Regions from separate parts of the Mus musculus genome. Here region 1 is linked to region 2. The links are chromatin contacts, found by Hi-C or POLR2A ChIA-PET in ENCODE. All regions are on one chromosome and are shown on one strand. Each heading gives the region's core, a stretch centred on a gene start or an enhancer-like site at or near the end of the contact. The rest is flanking DNA. Distances are from core to core; before and after follow the strand shown. Region 1 holds the start of Smu1 (smu-1 suppressor of mec-8 and unc-52 homolog (C. elegans)). Region 2 holds the start of Dnaja1 (DnaJ heat shock protein family (Hsp40) member A1).

The links. Hi-C counts contacts between places; a loop is a spot of excess contacts on that map. ChIA-PET counts read pairs that join two places held with the same protein, here RNA polymerase II (POLR2A).
Region 1: a loop to region 2 is called in a map of heart, with 3 times the contacts of the local background. The contact joins the promoter of Smu1 here to the promoter of Dnaja1 in region 2. A Hi-C loop is called at or near these places in 3 of 37 maps with a recorded cell type or tissue (gastrocnemius and heart). POLR2A ChIA-PET finds 5 or more read pairs at or near these places in 4 of 5 experiments (Patski and embryonic stem cell).

Annotation. Positions count from the first base shown.
Region 1 is chr4:40,755,914-40,759,908 of GRCm38, reverse strand. Smu1 (smu-1 suppressor of mec-8 and unc-52 homolog (C. elegans)) reads left to right here and starts at 2,024. Exons shown (of 12, transcript NM_021535.4): 1 at 2,024-2,132. The coding sequence starts at 2,107.
Region 2 is chr4:40,720,891-40,724,538 of GRCm38, reverse strand. It overlaps Dnaja1 (DnaJ heat shock protein family (Hsp40) member A1), which reads right to left and starts at 2,071. Exons shown (of 9, transcript NM_008298.6): 1 at 1,906-2,071; 2 at 695-836; 3 at 389-566. The coding sequence starts at 826. It overlaps Gm6297 (predicted gene 6297), which reads left to right and starts at 1,698. Exons shown (of 3, transcript NR_077226.1): 1 at 1,698-1,907; 2 at 2,872-3,045; 3 at 3,145-3,648. It overlaps Mir207 (microRNA 207), which reads right to left and starts at 1,622; the gene lies at 1,544-1,622. It also overlaps a transcript of Aptx not described here.

The DNA of each region.
Region 1 (3,995 bases), core at 775-3,274, 35 kb before region 2:
ACTCTTACAATGTTATCCCAGAGATTTCGTTTCCAAAAGATCCTTCTAAGGTTAAAGTAAGCAAAAAGTTAAGAGAATATGAATATTTGTTTGGAATTACTTGTTTTCTGTAGTAAGTACTGAGGATTTACCCCATAACCTTGTACATGCTGTGCAAGTTCTACCACTGAGCTACATCGTCATTCCTCCTCCCACCTTTTAGTTTTAGATAGGCATTCACTAAGTTGCCCTTGAATTCCTTGTAGCCTGAGAAGGCTTTGAATTTGTGATCTTCTAACCTTATTTCCTGAGTACCTGGCATTAGGGGCCTGCACTATCTAGCCTGCCTGTTGGAACCATTTCTCATAGGGATTTCTGCAGTATGTTCTCAGCAGTACTTGACTCAGGGACCTCCCAATATTTTGTAATCTTCCCTTCAATATTCTTCCAAGTGATGGAAGGGGAGAATCAGCTCATCCCAGGACAGCCATGGAGACACAGAAACACAATCTCAGAAAACAAACAAACAAACAAAGGAAAGAAACAAAGGAAGAAAGATAGGAAGGAAGGAAGGAAGGAAGGAAGGGAGAGAGAGAGAGAGAGAGAGAGAGAGAGAGAGAGAGAGAGAGAGAGAGAGAAAGAAAGAGAGAGAGAGAGAGAAAAGAAGAAAGAAATAAATTCCTATGCTGTGCTCTGAATGAGACTATCTCAGAAGTCATTATACTTATTATTGAGATAGGGTTTCTCTGGCTGTCCTGAAACTCACTTTGTAGACCAGGCTGGCCTTGAACTCACAGAGCTTCCAGCCTCTGCCTCCACCGTGCTGGAATTAAAGGGGTGTGCCACCACTGCTTGGCTGAGACTGTGTTCTTTAGAGTTGATGGGAAATAGGTGATTTGAAACGTGAAAGAGCTGGGCATGGTGATACACCTCTTTAATCCAAGCACCTTAGAAGATCCCATTCATTGTAACAGTAGCATATGTCATTTTCTCTACTTAGTTTCAAACGACTCTTTTTAAAAATTTCCCTCCTTTAGTCCCAGCACTCAGGAATAGAGGCAGGCAGCAAGGCCAGCCTGGCTTACAGAACAAGTTCCAGGACAGTCAGGGCTACAAAGAGAAATCCTGTGTCAAAAACCAAACACAATACAACAAAACAAACAAACAAAAATCAAGTAAAAATGAAAACATAAACAGCATATGAGCGGCTATATTGAAAGGCTCTGGTTTTGATACCTAGCACTGGGGGGAAAAAAGGAGACTGTAAAGAAATTGTGTGGAAGGTAGACAAGAGCCATTAGAAATCCCTAAACTATCTCAATATGTAATTTCACAAGATAGACATGCCACTGTGTTGTGTGTGTGTATATATATGTATATGTATATGTATGAATATGTATATATATATAAGTGTATACATATATATGTACTTTGTCAATAGAATTTTAAAATAGCTCTTATTGGAGATAAGCACTGTGATGCCATCTGTAATTCTAGCCCTTGGAAAGTAGGGGCATCTTCAACTATATAATTAGTTTGAAGCCAGCTATAAGCTGCATGTCCATCCCACCTTTTCCCTAGCCTTTATTTATAAAATTCATCAATATTTATGTATGGTTTTTTATTAGTGGGGATTGAACCAGGGCGTCTGACTTGCTAGGTAAACACTCTGATCACTGAGCTATGTCCTCAGCTCTGTCATGCCATACCAGTAAGGTATGATTTAAACTCTATATTGAAAGGAGTCTCAGATCTGTTATAACTTCGCATTTGGTTACATTTCTTTCTCCGTAACCGCAGCTTTTTCCAACTTAATTCTTAGCTGGATCTGAGCGCGATAGCGCACACTTTTAATCCTAGCATTAGGGAGGCAGAGGAGGGCGGGACAGCCAAGGCTGTAGAAAGACTCCACCTGTGTGTACGTTCGCGAAACCGATGGGCATTCGTAGTCCTGCCACGCTTTCGCGAGGCCCCGCCCCTCACGCCCCGCCCACCTGGGCGTGTTCTTCCTTCGCCCTTTAGACCCTAACGGAGCGGAAGTGTCGCAGCGCGGCCGCCGGAAGTGTCGCGCGGCGTTGTGCGACCGGCTGTGTGCTGAGTGGGGCCTGGACCCGGAGCGTTACCGCTATGTCGATCGAAATCGAGTCTTCCGAGTGAGTCCTGCCGTGGCGTGTTCGCGGCGTGGCGTGTTCGCGGCGTGGCGTGGGGTGGAGTGGAGGGTGGTCGGAGGACGTTGGAGGGGGAGCTGCGCGCCGGAGGTTGCGGCCTCGAAGCACTTTCCGGGTTGGCTCCCTCTTTAGATGGGCCCGCGAGAGAGCAGCCGTGGGGCGGGCCGTCTGGAGCCCCTGGGCCCCGGCGTCGGGCTGTGCTGGGGCACACCGAGTAGACCTGACTACTGTGGTTTCCTCTGCTAGCCACACCGCCCTCGGCGCTGCCCGGGTGTCCGCCAGTCCCTCAGCTCTTCCTTCTGGTCCAAGCACTAGTTACCCCAAAGACTCTGCTGCTTCTCCTATCTGATTAGATCCAGTGTGGTGTATTGATTTGGTTTGCAATTTGCAGAGAGAGAGAACCTCTTTGTGGACACAGAATTTGAATATTGATTGAGTCAGAAGAATGAGACTTAGTGAAGGCGGGGACGGCGACGAGGAGCCAGGTGGGCGGGGAGTGAGTGACTGAAGAGTCTTGCTTGGACTCCCCAGGACTCCACCCACCGCCTTTTATTTTTTGAAAAGTAAAATTAAATTATGAAATTAGCAAACAGCTGTGTTCTGAGTGGAGGGGAGAGATACGCATGTTCTGAAGATCTGCAGAAAAGCAAGGTTTATTAATTAAGTCGGCGGAGTCTGAAACCTGCTATGTATTTTTAAGACTGAAGCTGGATGTGAAGTATGCACGTCTATGATCGCAGTATTAAATGGGCAAGTAGGAAGGCCTGGAGTCCAGCCTGAGCCTCTTCATAGCGATATATATATATATATATATATATATATATATATATATATATATATTTTTTTTTTTTTTTTTTTCCGAGACAGGGTTTCTCTGTATAGCTCTGGCTGTCCTGGAACTCACTTTGTAGACCAGGCTGGCCTCGAACTCAGAAATCTGCCTGCCTCTGCCTCCCAAGTGCTGGGATTAAAGGCGTGCACCACCACGCCCGGTGAGATACATATTTTTAACTCAGTTATATGTAAGTCGTTTTTTTCCTGGGTTTTGCTTCTGAGACAAGGTTTTCTGTGAAGCCGTAGCTGTCCTGGAACTCACTCTGTAGACCAGGTGAGTCTCAGACTCAGATTCACCTGCCTCTGCCTCCGGAGTGCTGGAATTAAAGACGTGTGCCAACCCCCAGCTTTATAAATCGTCTTTAAATGAATATATGCTTTGATTGCGGGAGGCAGACAGTAGACAAAAACAGTAAATAAAATATGACGCAGTAACAGATGGTCCCTGTGTAGAAAAATAAAACAGCGACAAAACGTGTTGGATAATGTTAGTCGGGACAGGAACTGCAAAGGATATTTTACCCTGAGGTCTAATAATAGCCTTAACGACCAATCTTTGAGTCTTGAATACCCTTCTATATGAGGAATAACTGCATGTTCATATTATTATTGTTATTATTATTGTTGTTGTTATTGTTTTAAGACAGGGTCCTGGCTGTCCTGGAACTCACTCTGTAGACCAGGCTGGCCTCAAACTCAGAGAGATTCACCTTCCTTTCTTTCTCTGCCTCCAGAATGCTAGAACTCAATTTTTTAACAGACCAGATTTTTTTATAGCATTTTAGATGACTCAATTTGTTAATTTTGTTTTTTTGAGGCAGGGTTTCTCTGTGTCGTCCTTGCTGTCTTGGAACTCACTCTGTAGACCAGACTGGCCTCAGAGATCCACCTGCCTCTGCTTTCTGAATGCTGAGATTAAGGAAGTGTGCCACTACTGCCTGGCCAGTTGATTTAAAAAGGAAAATGTCATTAACTATTTCAGGTTTAAAGTATTTCACACAAATGTCCAGTAGA
Region 2 (3,648 bases), core at 822-3,321:
TCAACAGCAGCAGCTATCTGCAGACAATGAGCTTTTCTCAGGCTCTGCTTGCTCAGGGTTACTTTTCTAACAGAAAGGGCCACTGCACTTACCACTGGGTTCTAAGAGCAGGTGGTATTATCCAAGGGAGGACAGGGCTTAGAAACCTAAGTTAGTACACTTTGTTACCCCCACTGTTTGGGAATCTATGGGGTTAGTTATACCTGCTTTTTGGCTTAGCTATTTTTTAGTTACAGAAAATCTCAATGACACCAGAAGTCAAAGACAGTTCACGGACAGAGTGTAACATCATACCAACGTGTAAACAAGCATTTGAATAAATTCTCAAGTCTTTTTTTTCCGCAGCAGTTATTTCGTTCTAGCTGCAGGTAAGCCAGATTTTTCTTACCTCTCCTTTCTCTTTGCATTCTTCCTCCTCCTCCAAAGAACATATCAAAGATATCCATGGGTGAGCCAAAACCACCACCTGCTCCGCCCTCTTTAATCGCCTGCTCCCCTCCTTTATCATATAGTTCCCTTTTTTTGGAATCAGCAAGAACTTCATAAGCTTGAGAAATCTGTTTAAACTGTTTCAGAAAAGGACATCCCATTAGAAACAACTGTTACAAAGCACAGCTACGGTAGACTTTAAGGCACGAACAGAAAGATACACACACTGCAACACTGCTGCTGAGCTGTTTGCCTGTGCCCTTACCTTTTCCCCTTCATTTGGATTCTTATCAGGGTGGTACTTCAAGGCCAATTTTCTATATGCCTTTTTCAATTCTTCCTGGGTGGCATTGGGTTTTACCCCCAAAACATCGTAGTAAGTGGTTTCTTTCACCATTTTTTACAGCCTGAAACCAGAAAATGGTAATTTTAAACCAGCTTTAAACTTTTGTAGAAAAGATCCAACTGCTTCTGCCTCCTGAGCACTGGGATCAAAGGTGTGCGCCACGACTGGCTCTTAACGGGTAGTCTTTAACTACCAGAGCTAAAGCAATCTGTTCTTTTGCATTTATTTCATACTAATACAGCCTTCCCTACGCGTCTTAAAAGGTAAAAAAAAATTCCTGATATGATTCAGCTGTAAACTCGAACAGATTAAAATATAGATTTCAGGGAACGCGAAGGAAAGCCTCTCTCGCAGCTGGTTCAGACTCTACTGCACTAACACATGAATTATTTGGCTTCTTCCGGTTTCCTTTCCCCAGAGGTTTTGCTAGTAACCCACAGCAGCACTGATAGGTTCCGTCCACTGGTTAGTACATTACCGCTGCCTTTGTACATCTGATAAAGGCCATACCCTCGCCGGAAAGCGACACTGGACTCCCGGGGGTGGAGGAGTGGCTTAGGAGACCGGCTCCAGGGAGCAGGTGCCCGGGCCCCGTCGCCATCCTGCTCCTGCTCGCTCGCAGCTTACCCACTCTCGCCCCGCAGGCCTGGAAGCTGGCTCGCCCTCTGGGTTTCCCGGGCCCCCCGGCGCCGACCGTTAAGGCTTCCTTCCTTTCTCCCTCCCACCCTGATCGAAAAGGCGGAGGGGGGGGGGAGGTCGAACCTCAACAAAGAGAGGGAGGAGAGCCAGGAGAAGCGCAAGCCGCAGCCTCCGCCCGGCTCCTCCCGCAGCCCCTCACCCCTGCCTTGCTCCGCGCGTGCGCAGCGCTGCCCACCCGGCCCGGGCGGCGGAGCGCGGGGGTACGCAGCAAGGAGCATGAGGCGGGAGGCCAATTGGCTTGGGCCTTGGACCTCCTCGAGGCGTGCGGGCGGGCAGGGCGCCGGGCATTCCCGGCAGCCTTCCGAAGCCCGAGGCCGGCTCAAGGAACCCGCAGTCCCCGCCCACGCGGGACCAACCGCCTCCGGCTGCGCCTTCCCCGGCTGTCTGGGGTCCAGACCGCACGCCGCGACCGAGGGAGGCCGGAGACTCACCGGTGAGCGGGCCGGCGCCGGAGAGCGGAAAGGAGCGGAGCACAGCGCAGCTCAGCCACACGCTGCTCCTCCACCACCCACCGAGCGTTCTGGAAAGTTCCGCCCGGCCCGCCGCAGCCGACCTCTTTTGTAGCCGAGCCCCGGCGCGTCACTTGCCGGAAGTCCCGCCCCTCGCCGCTGCCACCGCCCCTCGGTTACCTGGGCAACGGCGCGGGGGCGGGAAGTGGCTGCGCCCAAGGGCCTTGTGGGGGTGGACTCAAGCCCGGGTTCCCGAGCCTCGTAGAATTTTCTAGAGGCTTTTTTTCTTATTGCGAGGAACCAGAGTGCGGAAGTCTTGAGGTGGAGAGGTCATGTCCCAGAGCCCGTAAGCCGGGGACGAGTGCTTCAGGCGTTGTGCGCGCTGTGCTGAAGGGGATTGGTGGAACCCAGCCCTGGCTGCGAGTCTGATTTTCTGCAGCTCCAGCTCCTTAGCTCTGAGCCTTGCGGGCAAGAAATGCTGAGCAAGGCGGGCCTACTCCCTAAACCAGCCTCGCAGGCTTTGGTTTCACCCAAGCGCACTTATGTCAGAGCTTTTTGGACGAGCCTGGCCCAGGCTTCAGATCCTTTTGGCTCTGACGACTTGGGCGGAGGGAATCTGGGACTTCACCAAACAGGAAAACATTTAGAATGCCTCATGCTAACGGAGGGTCATGGTCTTCCACCCAGTTTGGCCGCAGAGGAGCGGCCAAAAGCAAAATTAATTGCTTTAGCTTATTGTTTTAATTCTCTGACCGTTTTTATTTCCAGTTGGTGACTCAAAAATCTATAGTTGGCAAAGTTGAATCTTAAGCTTTCAAAGGACAGAGTGAATGTTTTTCTTATTCACTAACACAATAGATACATCAAAGAAGTGGAGGTGTAAGCTTGAAAGAGTTCACATATTTTAAAGATTTATTTTGAATCCTCTGTGTGTGTGTGTGTGTGTAGGTGCCCAAGGAAGCCAGAGGCATGGAGTCTTAAGTCTGGCTTCAAATTCTGAAATCTCCTGTCTCTGAGCAGTTGTGAAGGGTGGTACATGCTCTTAACCGCGGGGCCTCTTGCTTGGACTTTCGTTGGAAGTGGAACAAGCTAAAAACTTATAAGAGAAATCACAAAATACAGGTCAGCAGGTGAACAAGAAGCAGTTAAGCACACTTCCTAATGGAAGTGCAGAGTGTGGGATGAGATTCTTTAAATGTTCGTTTTATTGTGTGTTTCTAGGCTTGTGGACCATTGTAGTTCTCTCGTACCTTTGCACGGGCAACTCAAGTCTTCAGTGCGTTACCAGCTGAGCGGCTGTCTCAGTGCTTTATGGAGATCACAGGTAATTGGATGTAGCCAGAGCTAAGGGAGCTGGAAAGGCTGTCTTCAAACCTACCCAAAGACATCTTTAGCTCGTGGTCTTAAAAACCTCCGGATTTTGGGATTTCTACCTTGAGCTGTCCTGCCTCTCCACCGTTACTGCTTTCACTAAACTCTGTTGTGGTCACTAAAGCTACGCCACTTCCCTTACAGACTTTTTGATGATGTGCTGTGGTTTTGGTTGAGAAACATCTTTTCTCAGCTTACGTGTTACCCTCTCAGATATCACATCTATCAATAGGTTACGTCTTTAAAGCAGGGGCTCTTTACCTTCCTAACGCTGCGACCCTTTATTACAGCTCCTCATGTTGTGGTGTCCCCCAACCATAAAATTATTTTCATTGCTTCTTCATAACTGCAATG